Linked DNA regions of Homo sapiens: region 1 is linked to region 2. A link is an interaction called in ENCODE POLR2A ChIA-PET data of the cell type or tissue named here. Cell type or tissue: GM12878. All regions are shown on one strand. Links, peaks and the distances in the headings refer to the core of each region. The heading gives the core; the rest is flanking DNA. Region 1 has its middle 15 kb from the start of SPPL2A. Region 2 overlaps GLDN (gliomedin).

Region 1 (8,338 bases), core at 309-8,308, 570 kb after region 2:
CCCAAGTAGCTCTGGGACTACAAGCACGCTCCAGCATGCCTGGCTTATTTTTGTATTTTTAGTGGAGATGGGGTTTCACCATGTAGGCCAGGCTAATCTTGAACTCCTGACTTCAAGTGATCTGCCCGCCTCAGCCTCCCAGAGTGCTGGGATTACAGGCATGAGCCACCTCACCCATCCAGTTTTATTGTGATTTCTTACAGATGTCCTGATAAAATTCAGTCTCAGAACTCACAAAGCTGAATCAGAGCCTGCACCTGGGACCCATCAAACCCCGCCCCAATAAGTAAGCCTAGTCCATGAACATCATGTCTCTTTCTTTTCTTTCTTTTTTTTGAGACGGAATCTTGCTCTGTCACCCAGGCTGGAGTACAATGGTGCGATCTCAGCTCACCGCAACCTTTGTCTCCCGGGTTCAAGCAATTCTCCTGCCTCAGCCTCCTGAGTAGTTGGGATTATAGATGTCCACCACCACGACGGGCTAATTTTTGTATTTTTAGTAGAGACGGGGGTTTCGCCATGTTGGTCAGGCTGGTCTCAAACTCCTAACCTCAGGTGATCCGCCCACCTCAGCCTCCCAAAGTGCTGGGATTACAGGTGTGAGCCACCACACCTGGCCTACATTTTCATTTTTATCTCTACTTAGTTACTGTCTCTTTGTCTAATTAAGTTCTTCAGTTGATGGGAAGAGTTGGGCTGTTATTAATGATAGATAAACTCATTTGCACTAACAGTTTTCATGCTCTCGGTATTATTACAGTAGATTATTTTCTTGGTCAATGTAGTTTTTTTTGGTGTGAAAGTAGATATCCTTTTTTCCTGTTTTAAAAATAACTGCTGATATTTGAGGGATAACATTTAAGGTGAAGACACTATAAATAGAAAACTATCTCACTGAATTGTAAACTGGCATTTAGAATGGAAAAAGAAAAAAAGGAGTGTGTTTATAAATGGAAGAGAATGTTTGTACAGGAGGCCAACTGTTGTTTTTAAACTAACCTTGATGCTAGGATTTAACCCTTTGCTCCTAAGGACATTAAATAGGTTAACTTCTAATCACTTGGAATCAAAGGGCAACAGTGACAAAATTATGAAAATTCTTAGGTAATGCTTGAATTTAGAAAGTCTATAATCTAAGTGCCAAGTAAAAGGTCAAGACAAATCCTTTTTAGCCTGACTTTTTATAAAGGCAAGTTTGTAAGTTAAATAACCAACATATTTAGGGAAAACAGCTGCACAAGTAAAGCGAACTGTTAAAATATCTGCTTGATTTAAAAAATCCAAATGAATATACATAAACTTTTATAACAACCAATAGAAAACTTAGAACAGCTAAAAGTGTGTCTAAATTATGTGCTTTTTATAGTTCCAGTCCAGCTCTAAAGGAACATTATGAGTTTGTGGCTTTATGCTTTCTTCCTTTTAAAATGCCATTTATATGCATACAGGTGTAGCTCACTGCGAGTGCCTGGTGTTCCAGTTGCCTCTAGGCAAGACTAGCTGGGAATGCATTTTGCAGATGCTAGACACTACACGCCCTCATCTCCCATAAGATATAGGACCTAAAGGCAAAATTGTAACAAATTCTAATTATATGCCTACCAGACTAAAATCTGTGGACCAAGTCACTGTAGTTGTAGAAATAAAAAATTGAATCAATCCAATCAAATTGCCAGAAATAATTCAATAAAAGGCGTTCTCTAAGGAAGCAAGTTTTTCTAGACAAACAGAAAGAAGTGTTTGAAAAAAGAATTACTAAATTGATAAGGAGTAACCTAGGAAAGATGTGCTTCTTTAGGATTTTATTCAAGAACCAAGATGTATTACATTATTTAAACAACTGCTCAAAAAAAACAAGATTGCAGGCACTGTCATTTGTCTCCTGGTGCTTTCCAATTTGAGAACGAAAATTGAAAAAGGAGAAAAAGGCATAGAGACGATTAGAGGAAGCTGACTCCAGGAAGTAATTTTGAAAATATTCTGTCTTGTACCTATTAGTCTAATTAGGCTTTGGGCAGAGAAAGAGCTATAAAATAAGGTGACTGTTTAATTTATTATCCAGACATTTTGAGAGTGAAAGGGAGCACTGTTAATAAATACGCAAGGGTAATAGGTATAAACCAGGACTGTCCCAGGCAAAATGGAGGTACATTCCCCTAACTGTGAATGTGGTACTAGTTCAGGAGCACTAGAGATGCTTAGCTGATGTCTGAAATTCCACAGGCTTTATTCCTTTTTTTTTTTTTTTGAGATGGAATTTCGCTCTTGGAGTGCAGGTGGCGCGATCTCAGCTCAACTGCAACCTCCGCCTCCTGGGTTCAAGCGATTCTCCTGCCTTAGCCTCCCGAGTAGCTGGGATTACAGGTGCCTGCCATCGCGCCCAGTGAATTTTTGTATTTTTTTAATAGAAACAGGGTTTCACCATGTTGGCCAGGCTGATCTCCAACTCCTGACCTCAGGTGATCCACCCGCCTTGGCCTCCCAAAGTTCTGGGATTACAGGCATGAGCCACCGCACCCAACCAGCTTTATTCCTTTGACTTAAGTCAACAAGGCAGTTGGCTCAGTTTCCTGGAAGAAGTAACCACTAAACCTATATATATATATATATATATATATATAATTTGAGACAGGGTCTTGCTGTGTCGCCCAGGCTGGAGTGCATTGGCACGATCACAACTCACTGTACTTTTCATCGCCTGAGCTCAAGCCATCCTCCCGCTTCAGCCTGCCTAGTAGCTGGGAATACATGCATGAGCCACCACAGCAGGCTACTTTCTTTCTTTCTCTTTTTTTTTTTAGAGACAAGGTCTCACTGTGTTATCCAGGTTGGTCTTGACCTCCTGAGTTCAGGTGATCCTTCTGCTTCAGCCTCCTAAACTGCTGAGATTACAGGCATGAGCTACCCTTCTTCCTAGCCAATCATTTATATTTTAACATGAACAAACTTTTCAGAGTCTTCTCAGAGGGCAAGTTGGGAGCGACTCTGCTGCCAGTCTGGAGATCTCTGAGCTATTTTTGGCTGAGGGAGGAGGAAAAAGATAAGACCGACCCCAACTCAGAGAAGTATCCGCATGCAACCACAGGTGTCAGCCAGGCCTCCTTAGCTCAAAGGATCTGTGCTTACCTATGCCCATGAAACACATGTTCCCCCAAAGATCCCATCTCATATCAGAATATAGAGAGTGAGCTCCCAGCTGCTCATGGATCATTCTGTTCTACATAAGCCAGTTTAGAAGCTCACAGGATAACTGCCTTTTTAATGAAGTTGAGTGAGTGCTTTTCCTTCATTTCACCAACTAGAGAAAAGTCCCTGGCCAGAGTTTTAACAGTCCCATACCACACCCAGAGTGGGAGCACTGAGGAAAGGATGGGGTGAATAACCCTGAATTCATGCTAAAAAGCATCCTTTCTCACAAAAAAGATTATGGGATTTTTTTTTTTGCACTTCTTAACTCTGAGCAATTTATATCTCAGAGCAATTTACATCTCTGATTTAATCACATCTTAACCTGAATGCATGCATTAAAAACAGCCACAAAATAAATAAATGAATAAATTAAAGTCTCTAGGCTATAATTTGGGCCATCTTTGACCAGTAATTTGCATCAATGCCATCCTTGCTTTTCACAACAGGTTATACAAGCAAGGTAATAGCCAGTGATCACTCTCTTTTTATGAATATATAAATGAATACTAGAGGATGTCTCTGGAGAAGATTACAGGTTTTATATAAAGCTACTTTTAGATATAAGGTCCTGAAATAGAAACTTACAATCTGAGCAGAAATCAAATGGCTCCAGGATTCCTGTACCAAGGTGTTCTTGCCAAAAGATCTGCTAGGGCAAATGCAACATCTGTAAAAAGGCTAAAAACCACTATAGTCCACCCCAGCAAGGTTTGCTCTCTAGAGTAGCCACGTCCAATAGGACATTCTGCAGTGATGGACATGTTCAGTATCTGTGCTGCCTGACATGGTAGCTATTAGCCAAGTGTGGCTATTGAATACTTGAAATGTGACTAGTACAACAGAGGAACTGAATTCTCATTTTGTTTTGATAAGTTTAAATTCAAATACCCACATGTGAGTACTGGCTACCTTATTGAACAACACAAGTCTAGAGGCTAATCCAGCCTAAAGGAAGCAATCCAGGCCAGGCGCAGTGGCTCACGCCTGTAATCCCAGCACTTTGGGAGGCCAAGGAAGGCGGATCACCTGAGGTCAGGAGTTCAAGACCAGCCTGACCAATATGGTAAAACCCTGTCTCTCCAAAAAAATACAAAATTAGCTGGGTGTGGTGGCGGACACCTGTAATCCCAGCTATTTGGCAGGCTGAGGCAGAAGAATCGCTTGAATCCGGGAGGTGGAGGTTGCAGTGAGCCGAGATTGCACCATTGCACTCCGGTCTGAGAAACAAGAATGAAACACCGTCTCCAAAAAAAAAAAAAAAAAAAAAAAAAAAAAGGGAAAGAAAAGAAAGCAATCCAAAAGTCACCTTTGAATTCAGCAAGGAATCTGACAACATTTGATAACTTAATATTTTAGCTGTATAAAAAACTATACTTTCCCCTATTAAATTATCTCAATTCGGCCAGGTGCAGTGGCTCACGTTTGTAATCCCAGCACTTTGGGAGGCTAAGGCAGGCGGATCACAAGGTCAGGAGTTCGAGACCAGCCTGGCCAACATAGTGAAACCCTGTCTCTACTAAAAATACAAAAATTAGCTGGGTGTGGTGGCCCGTGCCTGTAGTTCCAGCTACTCAGGAGGCTGAGGTGGGATAATTGCTTGAACCAGGAAGTGGAGGTTGCGGTGAGCCGAGACTATGCCATTGCATTCCAGCCTGGGTGACAAAGTGAGACTCCGTCTCAAAAAAAAAAAATCTCAAGTCTTCACAATGGCCTTCTAGGCCTTTCATAATCTGGTCTTCCACCCCTCACTACCTTCACTCATTACCTCTAGGATTTCAGCTCCTGCGCTATCTACCCTTACTCATGTAGCCCCAGTTCTAGTGGCCCCCTTGCATCATTCTTGCCTCAGGGTCTCTGCATTTGCTGTTTTCTCTGCCTAAACTACTCTTCTCTTACCTATACTCACGGCTTGTTCCTCCCCTTCCTTTCAATTAATGTTCAAATATTATGTTCTCAGTGAGGCCTTTCCTGACCACCCTATTTAGAATTGTAATGCTTACCACCACCCAGACTCCTTACTTCTTTTTAAAAAAGAAGTTACTCAACTTAACTTTTCTCTTTAGTGTTTTTCCTCTCCTAATATACTTTTTCTTTCTTTTCTTGTTTTTGAGACAGACTGGAGTGCAGTGGCACAACCATGGCCCAAGGCAGCCTCAACCTCCCGGGCTCAAGCGATCTTCCCATTTCATCCTCCTGAGTAGCTGGGACTACAGGCATGTGTCACCATGCCCAGCTAGTTTTTTTTATTTTCTGTAGAGATGGAGTCTTCCTATGTTGCCCAGGCTGGTCACAAACTCCTGGGCTCAAGCAATCCTCCTACCTCGACTTCCCAAAGTGTTGGGATTACAGGTGTGAGCTACCATGCCCAGCCTTTTCTAATATACTTCTAACATAATTCAGTTACTTATTTTGTCTTTCTCCCCATCTAGAATGTGAGCTCTATGAAGGCAAGGATTTTTGTTAGTTTTATTTACTTCTGTACTCGGTGGTGTGCTCATAAATGTTTAACATCTAGCTCAGGGATGGGGGCAACACCCTGATTTGCCGATTTCTGTGGCGTAAATACTTCCACTACGGCCAGTTTCAAGCTACCAACAAAAAGTTACTGAACATAGAGCTGAACAAAATCTGAGAAGAGACAAAACTAATATGTGTGATTGAAGTCAGAAAACAGTTATTCTTGGGAGCAAAAGCCAGCTAGAAGAGAACAGTAGAGGGACTTCTGAGTAGATAGAAATGCTCAGTTTCTTGAAAGGATGCTGGTCACACAGATGTGTTGAGTTTGTGAAAGCTCATCAAAGTCTACACTTGCAATATGTACACTTTCCTGTCTTTATATTATACTTCAAGAAAAAAGGTAAATTTAAAGAATATATAGGGCCAGACACAGTGGCTCACACCTGTAATCCTAGCACTTTCGGAGGCCGAGGTGGGCGTATGACTTGCGGTCAGGAGTTCAAGACCAGCCTGGCCAACATGGTAAAACCTTTTCTCTACTAAAAATACCAAATTAAACGTGGTGGCCCATACCTGTAATCCCAGCTACTCAGGAGGCTGAGGCAGGAAAATCGCTTGAACCTGGGAGGCAGAGATTGCTGTGAGCCGAGATTGCACCACTGCACTCTAGCCTGGGCAACAGAGCAAGACTCTGTCTCAAAAAAAAAAAAAAAAAAAAAAAAAGAATATATACTGAGTGCTCTTTTGACCAGGCATGGTGGCTCACTCTTGTAATCCTAGCACTTTGGGAGACTGAGGTGGGAGGATTACTGGAGCCTGGGAGATGGACATTGCAATGAGCTGGGATTGCGCTACTGCATTCCAGTTTGGGCAACAGAGTCAGACCATGCCTCAAGAAAATTAATTATATTTTTTTTAAAAGGATATATAGTGCCCATTTATGTTCATAAGTTGTAAAATACTTCTCTCACTCCTCCCAGTTTCCAGAGCTCCACCCTTTTGTTACTGAATTTTAAACTCATGGCCTTCGGTCTTTATCTCGTGACAGCGGGTCACCTCTCTAAATACACTTTCATTTAAACTGATGTTCCCATCTCAGCTGATCCAGGTGACTGCAAATGACCGGCTGTACTTGCTGATGGGGTTGCACACTAATGCCTAGACTAGGCCAGCAATATCACATGGCCCTATCATCGTGATCTCTGGCATGTACACCTGACACAGAATGCCAAGTATAAGTTAATGAAAAACAAGAAAAACCAGGGGAGGTGTCTAATAATGTCAAGACTTCTTAAAGAGAAAATATAATTATATAGTTTGTATTTTCAGCAAAAAACTCATGGGGGTCAGGCTACACATTGTTATGAATGTAACATTCCTGCCAAATTGGATACTTGGTATTAATATTTAAATACTGACTTAAAGTCCAGGCTCCGTGGCTCACGCCTGTAATCCCAGCACTCTGGGAGGCCAAGGTTGGTGAATCACCTGAGGTCAGGAGTTCGAGACCAGCCTGGCTAACATGGCGAAACCCCGTCTCTACTAAAATACAAAAATTATCCAGGCGTGGTGGCAGGTGCTTGTAATCCCAACTACTTGGGAGGCTGAGGCAGGAGAATCACTTGAACCCAGGAGGTGGAGGTTGCAATGAGCCAAGATCACACAACTGCACTCCAGCCTGGGCGACAACAGTGAGACTCCACATTAAAAAAACAAACAAACAAAACAAAATAACACACACACACACACACACACACACACAACTGACAAATACTGATTTAAGATGCTAATTTATATTTATTTATTTTTTCATTTTTGAGATGGAGTCTTGCTCTGTTGCCCAGGCTGGAGTGCAGTGGCAAGATCTCATCTCACTGCAACCTCCACCTCCCGGGTTCAAGCAATTCCCCTGCCTTAGCCTCCTGAGTAGCTGGGACTACAGGTGCGCGCCACTGCACCCAGCTGATTTCTGTATTTTTAGTAGAGACGGGTTTCACCATGTTGGCCAGGCTGGTCTCGAACTCCCAACCTCAGGTGATCCGCCTCCCTCAGCCTCCCAAAGTACTGGGATTACAGGCATGAGCCACCGTGCCTGGCTGGTGTCATGGGGAGGCAGAATTGGTTTATTCCTCATTCCTCCTGCACACAATATTTCTTATTCCTTCTGCACATAATAGCAGTGGCTATTAGTGGAATTGCACTATTAGTCAAAAATCCTGAATCTGTTTTCTGCTGAGCAGGCATATTTCATAGAATCATAGTAAAATAGAGCCAGAAAAGTCATGTGGAAAGTATACTGCTGTGTAACAAATGGCATCTTAGAAGTCTAAAATTATCCTTGTGCATCAAAAAGATCTGACTGCATTTACTTGCTTTGGGTGATAGTTTATTAATCTGGAGGCTCCTATAAATAAACAACTTCAGGCTGGGCACAGTGGCTCACACCTGTAATCCCAACACTTGGAGAGGCCAAGGTGAGCAGATTGCTTGAAACCTGGAGTTTGAGACCAGCCTCGAACATGGTGAAACCCCGTCTCTACAAAGAAATACAAAAATTAGCTGGGCGTGGTGGTGTGCACCTATAGTCTCAGCTACTGGGGAGGGTGAGGCAGGAAGATTGCTTGAGCCAAGGAGGCAGAGGTTGCAGTGAGCTAAGATGGTGTCACTGCACTCCAGCCTGGTGACAGAGCGA
Region 2 (8,338 bases), core at 324-8,323:
TTCCTAGATGGGGGCCACAAGACAGATGAACCAGTTTATTGGTGTTGGTGGTGCCAGCTGATCCATCAGAATGCAGAGTCTAAAAAATACCTTGAATACCAATCTTATGTTTTACAACAGTCATGTTATCTATAGGAGCAATTGGGGAGGTTAGTAATCTTGTGGCCTCTGGCTGCCTGACTCTTAAGCCATAACTTCTAATCTTGTGGCTAATTTTTTTGTTTTACAAAGGTGCTGTGCTTCCCAAGCCAGGAGGGAGTTCATTTTGGGGAGGGGCTGATATCAACGTTGTTAAACAGTTAAACTATAAGTTCCTTCCAAAGTTAGTTCAGCCTACTTTGAGGAAAGAACGAGGGAAGCTTGGAGGTTAAAAGCAAGATGGAGCCAGTTAGGTCAGATTTCTTTCACTGTCATAATTTTCACACTATTATAATCTTTGCTAAGGCAGTTTCAGAGGGGTGGGAGCTGTGAAATCCTGAATCTCTGAAGAAGCCCTGTTGCCATATCAAGGGGAACTCTGTTTTGTTGTCAATGCCAAGATGATTTAGGTTGGTATGATTCCAATCCAGGCTTTAAGAGGCCAAATACTATCCCAAAGCAGCAGCTGATAAAAGCACAGATGAACAGACAAGTTGGCACCCTGAAGGAAATGGAAATAAAGAGTAAACCCAGAAACAAGACACTAGGAGCATAGGGCAAAAAGGGCTAATGGCAAAGCAATATTGAGTGCCATGGTCTGAATATTTGTGTACCCCCAAATTCCTACATTGAAACCTAATCATCAATGTGATGATATTAGGAGGTGGGGATATTGGAAGGTGACTAGGTCATGAAGGGAAAGCCTACATAAATAGGATTAATGACCTTATAAAAATGATTTTATAAAATCATAAAAATGATTAATAACCTTATAAAAATGAGGCCCCAGAGAGCTGCCTTGCCCTTCCACCATGGTGGAAGGTGAGAAGGTGCCATCTATGAACCAGAAAACAGACCCTCACCAGACACCCAATCTTTCGGCACCTAGATGTTAGACTCCCCAGCTGCCAGAACCATAAGAAATAAATTTCAGTCATTTATAAGCTACCTAGCCTATGGTATTTAGTTATAGCAGCCTGAATCAACTAAGAATATGATAAATCTTAATAACAGCAACAATGAACACTTATTGAGAACCTGACTATACCAGGCAGTGCACTTCACCTATATGATCTCCCTTAAACATCCGAACAACCTAATGAGGTAGTTACTATTTTCTCAGTCATACAGATGAGGAAACTGAGGCTTGGTGAAGTTAAAAGATTTGCCCAAGATCACCCAGCTACCAAGCTGTGGGTCCAGGATATGAATCCATCTGACTTCCAAGTCCACACTGCTTACCACCACCACATACTTCAAAGAATTAGGGAGAGAGAATGGGGCTGGGAACTTAACAATGAAGAAAGATCCCAGGTTGCTTGAGCTAAGGACAGGTACATGAGGGCTGAAGGTGGCAGCAGTACCATGGGCAGGTGAGCCTGTGACTGCCATAGGGAGATCCTGGCATGAGAGCTTGAGAAGGATGAACCAGCCCTTGGCTTTGAAGGACTTGTGATCTGAGAAATTATTCTGGAACTCACACCAGGAGGGACCTTTGCCAAAGGATCTCTCAGCCTGTGGTCTAGTGGGCAGAGCTACTAAATAATCAGCTGATCACAGGGTACTGCTGTCTCCCTAGAGTGGAGAGACAGTTTTCAGGTACTTTTAATGTGACTCTGAGTTCCAAGACAAAAATCAATTTTTTCCCCGGCATAGTGGCAGGGAAGATTGAGGGAAAGGCAGTGAAATAGTGTGCATAAAGACAAGAGCAGTTGGGCATGGTGACTCATGCCTGTAATCCCGGTACTTTGGGAGGCTGAGGCAGGAGGAACACTTGAGCCCAGGAGTTCCAGTCCACCGTGGGCAACATAGTGAGACCCTGTCTCTAAACAGATCTAAGAGAAGGCTAGCTATCAAGAGATGCAAGCATTTTGAACTGGGAGGAGATAAGAAGAGAAAGGGCCAAGATATCTCATTTTAAGTGTCATCTTTTGTTTTATTATGAAGACAAAAAAATCTTGAGTTTACGTTCACTTAAAAAAAAAGAAAAAAGACAAGAGCCGAGAACTCACCAAGCCCCAGAAGGTTCTACCCTGCTCAGTCTGTAAAGCCTCAGGAGGCTCATTACTACTGCCCTCACCTCTGCTGCTTTGCATAGAAAGAGACCAGAGACTTTTAATAGTTCTGGGACATGAGAGTAGGTCCTGATGGTTTCATGCCATTCATTTGGTCAACACAACTGCTCTATTTTCATGGGTCCAGATGATCAGCCTTGACCCGCCTGTTTCTTATATATGTCCCTAGAGAATCATGCCAATAATTTCTTACAAGGAATGCTTTATTTGTGTGTATGCAATGGATCTCAGGGGCCAGCTCCCTCCTGTCTTCCTTGTGCACCATCATTGCCTGCGACATGAGTTAGGCTTATAGGTGTGTTCCCATCACCAACACCACTAGACACAATCTTAGCAGAGATATGGCTGCAAGCTCTCTCCCAAACCTTAATTGATACCTAGAGATGGCTTCTGACATGGGAACAAAGCATACAGTGTCAGGTGTGCTCAGAGTACACAGCACTGACGTCCTAAATGCACGTGTGCACACGCTGCAGTGAGAAGGGCCACGGAAACCCACTTCCCAGGCTCTGCATGGGGTTTATGACTTTGGTCACCCTTTCTTTTTTAATCCTCCTGTATCAGGCCTCTAATCTCTCATCAGCTCCCCCAACCCCTCACCCCACAGGACCTAGTGTGGTATGCATCTCTCTCCTTCAATCAAAGAGAACAGATAGAGTTTGAAACAAGGCCTACATTTGGGAATAATAGATGGCTAAAAGCTCCCCTAACATTGTTTGCTCTCAGTTTGGGAAGCCAGCAAGCAGCCTGGCTCAGCCCTACAGCCTCACTGTACATGGAACAACACTCTTAGGGTGCCTCTGTCTTGCATTCCATCTCCTTGGGAGAGGTGTTAGACCCCAGAGTTAACCAAGGCTGGAGCACCCCTGATTTAGTAGCCCGAGCTACTAAGAATCAACCCTAGGCCGGGTGCGGTGGCTCACGCCTGTAATCTCAGCACTTTGGGAGGCTGAGGCGGGCAGATCACGAGGTCAGGAGATCAGGACCATCCTGGCTAACACGGTGAAACCCCGTCTCTACTAAAAACACACACAAAAAATTAGCTGGGCATGGTGGCAAGCGCCTGTAATCCCAGCTACTCGGGAGGCTGAGGCAGGAGAATCGCTTGAACTCAGGAGGCAGAGGTTGCAGTGAGCCAAAATCACAGCACTGCACTCCAGCCTGGGTGACAGAGAGAGACTCTGTCTAAAAAAAAAAAAAAAATCAGCCCTAGTGCCGTTCCAGGGAATTACGATGTAAGTGGAGGTCTGGCAAAGTTTTTCTGAGAAGAACGAGACAAAAACTATTTTAGGCTTTGTGGGTCACATGGTCTCTGCTGCAACTATTCAAACCTGCTGCTGTAGTGCCAAAGCAGCAATAGACAGTCTGTAAACAAATGGGCATGACTGTATCCCAATAAGACTTTATTTATGGTTACTGAAATCTGAATATCATATCATGTTCACATGTCACACAATATTATTATTCTTTTGTTTTTTCCCCACCCATTTATAAATGTAAAAGCCATTCTTCATAGCCTGTACAAAAACAAGTAGAATAGCAGGCTAGACTTGGCCTACAGGCCATAGTTTGCTGACCCCAGTCTAAATCCTCAGCTTTTACAACATTTGGAAATAACCCAGTCCAAGGAAGTGGGAAAGGGAAATAAACTCTGGCACAGCCAATTTAAGGAAATATAGCACTGCAAACAGGAGCTGTGACTGTAGGTAATGTGATTTTTTTTCTCTATAAACAATAGAATTTCTAGATTCATATCAGTGTAGCTTACAGCAGTCATAATGCAAAGCTACCTGTTTGCTATAATAATGTGTTACTGCTTAATCCAGCTGTAATCGCCTGCTGGGAACTACCCTAAGAATCGGGAGTACATGCTTTTGAAAAGCCGTAGTGACAGGAAATCTCCGTCCACCGAAGATGGAATTGATTTTTAGAAACAGCAAAAAACAACAAAAAACTGAAACCAAACCCATTGCAAAAAACCACATCGACCTCAATCAGTAATAGCAACAATCACAATGACACAGTAACTACTATACTTTCAGAATCAGGCTGGTAAATAAAGGCATTGTGGTCAAGCTAAATAAAGCCCTTTGGGTTCAAAGCCACTCATGATTCTGAGATGAGACTTCTGCAAATGCATGATTGGAAGTCCTAACATGGCCCCTAACAATGTGAGTGTTGTTTGGCCAACATTCTGTCAGCCAACTAAAAAAACAAAAAAAGAACTTTTTTGAATTGCTGTCAATATTTAAAAGCCAGGAGATTTCACATTAAAAAAAACAGATTTTGTACTTCTCTTAAAAAAAAAATCAGGCTAGACACAGTGGTTCATGTCTATAATTCCAGCACTTTGGGAGGCTGAAGCAGGAGGATTTCTAGAGCCCAGCAGTTCAAGACCAGCCTGGGCAAGATAGTGAGATTTCTACTAAAGAAAAAAAATTTTTTTTAATTAGCCAGGTGTGGTGGCACACACTTGTCCCAGATACTCAGGAGGCTGAGGCAGGAGGATCATTTGAACCCAATTAGTCAAGGCGGCAGTAAGCTATGATCACTCCACTGCACTCCAGCTTGGGCGACACTGTAAGACCTTGTCTCTAAAATAAAAAAATAAAATAAAATAAAAAAATAAAAAAGAAAAGAACAGAACAGAAAAGAAAAAAATATCAGGCACAGGAAGCAGGAGGCTCCGGTTCTTGTACAGTCACCATCAGCGGGAGCCTCCCCTTTAGACAAGGCAGATGAACCTCAGGTGGGTGCAGTCCCTACCGTGCTCTATTGCTCCCTGGCCTAGGAGCAGCTGCCAAATTACCTGGGGTACAAGGCCCTTTTTACTCCCATAAAGAAGAGAGTAACACAGTCACATGGTTCAAAAGTCAAAATGATACAGAAAGCTATACAGTGAGGGGTTCATTCCTCCCTTATACCCTCCAAAAGTAAGCACTTTTGTTAATTTCTTTGATTAGTTTTCCCTTTCTTGCTTCCACAAGGTAATACAATATATACTTTTCTCTGCCTTGCTTTGTTCACTTAGAATATATCCTGGGGATTGTTCTGACTCTTATTATATAGAGAATTTCCTCATTCTTGTTCTACAGCTACTTAGTATTCCAGTGGGTGTATAGATTAATTTAACTAGTACTGGATTGGTAGATATGGGTTATTTACAGTCTTTTGCTTTTACAAATATTCTGCAATGAATATGTACATATGTCATTCATAGGTGATAAAATCTATGGTGAGATTGCTGGGTCAAAGAGTATTTGTAATTTTTTCCAGATTTTGCCAAAGTGCCTTCTGTATGGGTTCCATCATTCCGCACTCCGAACAGCAATGCAAGAGCATGTCTGTTTCTCTTCAGCTTCCCTAATACAGTGTGTTGTCAAACTTTTGTAGTTTTGTCTTTCTGTTAGGTTAGGGGTGTCCAATCTTTTGGCTTCCCTGGGCCACAATGGAAGAAGAAGAATTGTCTTGGGCCACACATAAAATACACTAATGCTAGCAATAACGGATGAGCTAAAAGGAAAAAAAATCGCAAAAAAATCTTATAATGTTTTAAGAAAGTTTATGAATTTGAGTTGGGCCACATTCAAAGCCATCCTGGGCCACAGATTGCACAAGCTTGTGTTAGGTGAAAATTATATTTTGGGGTAGTTGAAATCTACATTTTTAAATGAAGAGATCTTTTCCCATGTGCTTATGAGACATTTGTATTTCTTTGCCTGAGAACTGTCTCATTTTCCTGTTGGATTCTCATTTCTGTTGCTGATTTTCCTATTAAATTTTTTTAATCAACTTTTAGGAACATTAAGTGTATTAGAAAGATTATGTATCTATGATATGATATGAGTTTTCCAGTTTGTTTTGCTTGTTTTGTTTTTTTTGAGATGGAGTCCTCCTCTGTCGCCCAGCTGGAGTACAGTAGTGCCACCTCGGCTCACTGCAACCTCCATCTCCTGGGTTCAAGCGGTTCTCCCGCCTCAGCCTCCCGAGTAGCTGGGATTACAGGCACTCACCATCATGCCTGGCTAATTTTTGTATTTTTAGTAGAGACAGGGTTTCACCATGTTGGCCAGGCTGGTCTTGAACTCCTGATCTCAGGTTATGCACCTGCCTCAGCCTCCCAAAGTGCTGGGATTACAGGCGTGAGCGACCACACCCGGCCTCCTAGTTTGTTATTTATCTTTTGCTTTTGTTTGTGGTGTTTTCATTTTTGTTGTTGTTTGCTATGCCGAAGTTTTGCTGCTGTTTCATGTGCTTTTAAAATATAGTCACATTTGTTTATTTATTATTTGCATCTGGCTTTTGAATTATAACTTGAAAGAAAAGGCTTCCCAATTCCAAAATTAAAAATGATATACTCATATTTTCCTTTAGTTTCATATTTTAAAAATGTAAGTCTTTGACCCATTTAGAGCTTGTTATACACATTGTGAGAATAAAACTATTCTTTTCCAGGCTTTATCTTTTCCCAGAGGGCTTGCCCGTTGTCTCAAAATCATTTATTAAATTCATTCTTCCTCCCTGGTGTGAGATACTGTCTTTATCATGTACTAAATTGCCATATGTATTTAAGATTATTTCGGAACTTTCCACTCTGTCCCATTGGTTTATCTATTCATATCCCACTCTGTTTTAATTACTCAGGCTTTAATTATATTTTAATATCTTGTAGAACCTAGTGTTCCTCCTTGTTCTTTTTCAGCGGTTTCCTTGCCAGGAATGCTTATTTTTCCATGTGAACTTTTGAATCAGTTTGTCTAATCCCAGAAAAAAAAATCTATTGATAGTTTTATGTTGGGATGACATCAGATTTCTAAGTTAACTTTCAGTTAACTTATTATGATGCTAAGTTTTCTATCCAAAAACATACTATTTTTACCATTTGGTTTAAATATTTTCTGTTCTACAAGAGTGGTCCCCCAGCCCTTTCTTAACACAAAAGGTAAGTATATAGATACACACACAGGTTTTGCACATCTTTTCTTCCATTATATCTTTCAACAGATGATTGTTTGGGTATAAGAAGTCTATTGATTTCTTAGTAATATTTTAATACCTTGTTTCCCACTGAATTCTGTTATTTTTAGTAGTAGGTTATCAACAGATTTTCCAGGTATATAATCGTATGATCTGAATATAGCCAGACTCTCACTTCTTAACATATTTAGACCATTTTCCCTTGTCTTGTTGCTCTGGCTGGTCCTCCTAGGACAATTCGAGATACTATTGGTGATAGTGGGCATCCCTGTCTTAATACTGATTTTAGTAGGACCATCTCCAGGATTTGACAGTTCAGTGGAAAGCTATAGTTTTGGGGGTGAGACACAATTACATTTTATCATGTTAAGAAAGAATACATTGATTCCCATTTTATTGCATGTTTTAAAAATCAAGCATTGATGTTAAATTTTATCAAATGCCTTTTCATCATTTGACTATTATGGAATCATATTTGCCTTCCTTAAAAGAACATTTGAATTGTAACTCCTGCTTTAAAGTAGCCAGGCTGATTTTCTTGTTAGAGAGGTGCCAAGGACATTTTGAACAATATCCTGGGCGTAGAAATGCATACAGTCCCTCAAGGACAACAATTATCATGGATACGTAATCACCAGTCTCAGTGTCTTATATCTTCTCTATGTTTGTTTAATTTATGAAAATATTTATGAAACTCCCTCTGGGTGCTTGACCCTAGATTTTGGACAAGTAAAGACAGGATGATAAAGCTACCAGAACATCAGCAAATGTGAGACAGGAAGAGAGGAATGAGAGAGGGTAGCTGATGGGAAGAGAACAAAAAGAATATGAGAGGAGGTCAGAGAAAAAGAGAGTAAACAGAAGTAGCATCTCCCACAGGAGTTAGTAGCAGATGGGTCAAATTTTCTCTCTCCCCGCTCACCAGATCCCCATTTCCTTATTGGCCTAATTCAGTAGTTTCCAAGCCCCATCCAGGGCTCCTCTTATTACTGTCTCCCAAAAGTATGCACATGGTTTTAAAGATTTAATGTGCTTCTTGGCTGTGTCAAATTAACTGTACTTAATAATTATCTTGCCTTTTTAATGAAGTCATTTACAGCTGCCAACCAGGTTCTGGTAAGAATGTGCTCAGCTAAACAGAATTCTTA

Evidence for each region. Peaks named below come from ENCODE experiments on the same cell type or tissue, not always from the same donor. Only the 100,000 strongest peaks of a DNase experiment are listed, where the experiment ranks them.
Region 1: POLR2A ChIA-PET joins it to region 2 with 14 read pairs; 2 of 35 experiments call an interaction of 5 or more read pairs at or near these places.

Annotation. Positions count from the first base shown.
Region 1 is chr15:50,776,756-50,785,093 of GRCh38, reverse strand. No RefSeq gene overlaps it. Among named protein-coding and RNA genes, the nearest start is that of SPPL2A, 15 kb to the right of the region's middle. In GM12878, for the core only: no CTCF peak of the experiment used is centred there; no DNase peak of the experiment used is centred there.
Region 2 is chr15:51,344,821-51,353,158 of GRCh38, reverse strand. All of the region lies in intron 1 of GLDN (gliomedin), which reads right to left. Among named protein-coding and RNA genes, the nearest start is that of GLDN, 7.3 kb to the right of the region's middle. In GM12878, for the core only: no CTCF peak of the experiment used is centred there; a DNase peak (open chromatin) is centred at 4,228; H3K4me3 peaks cover 416 bases; H3K27me3 peaks cover 381 bases.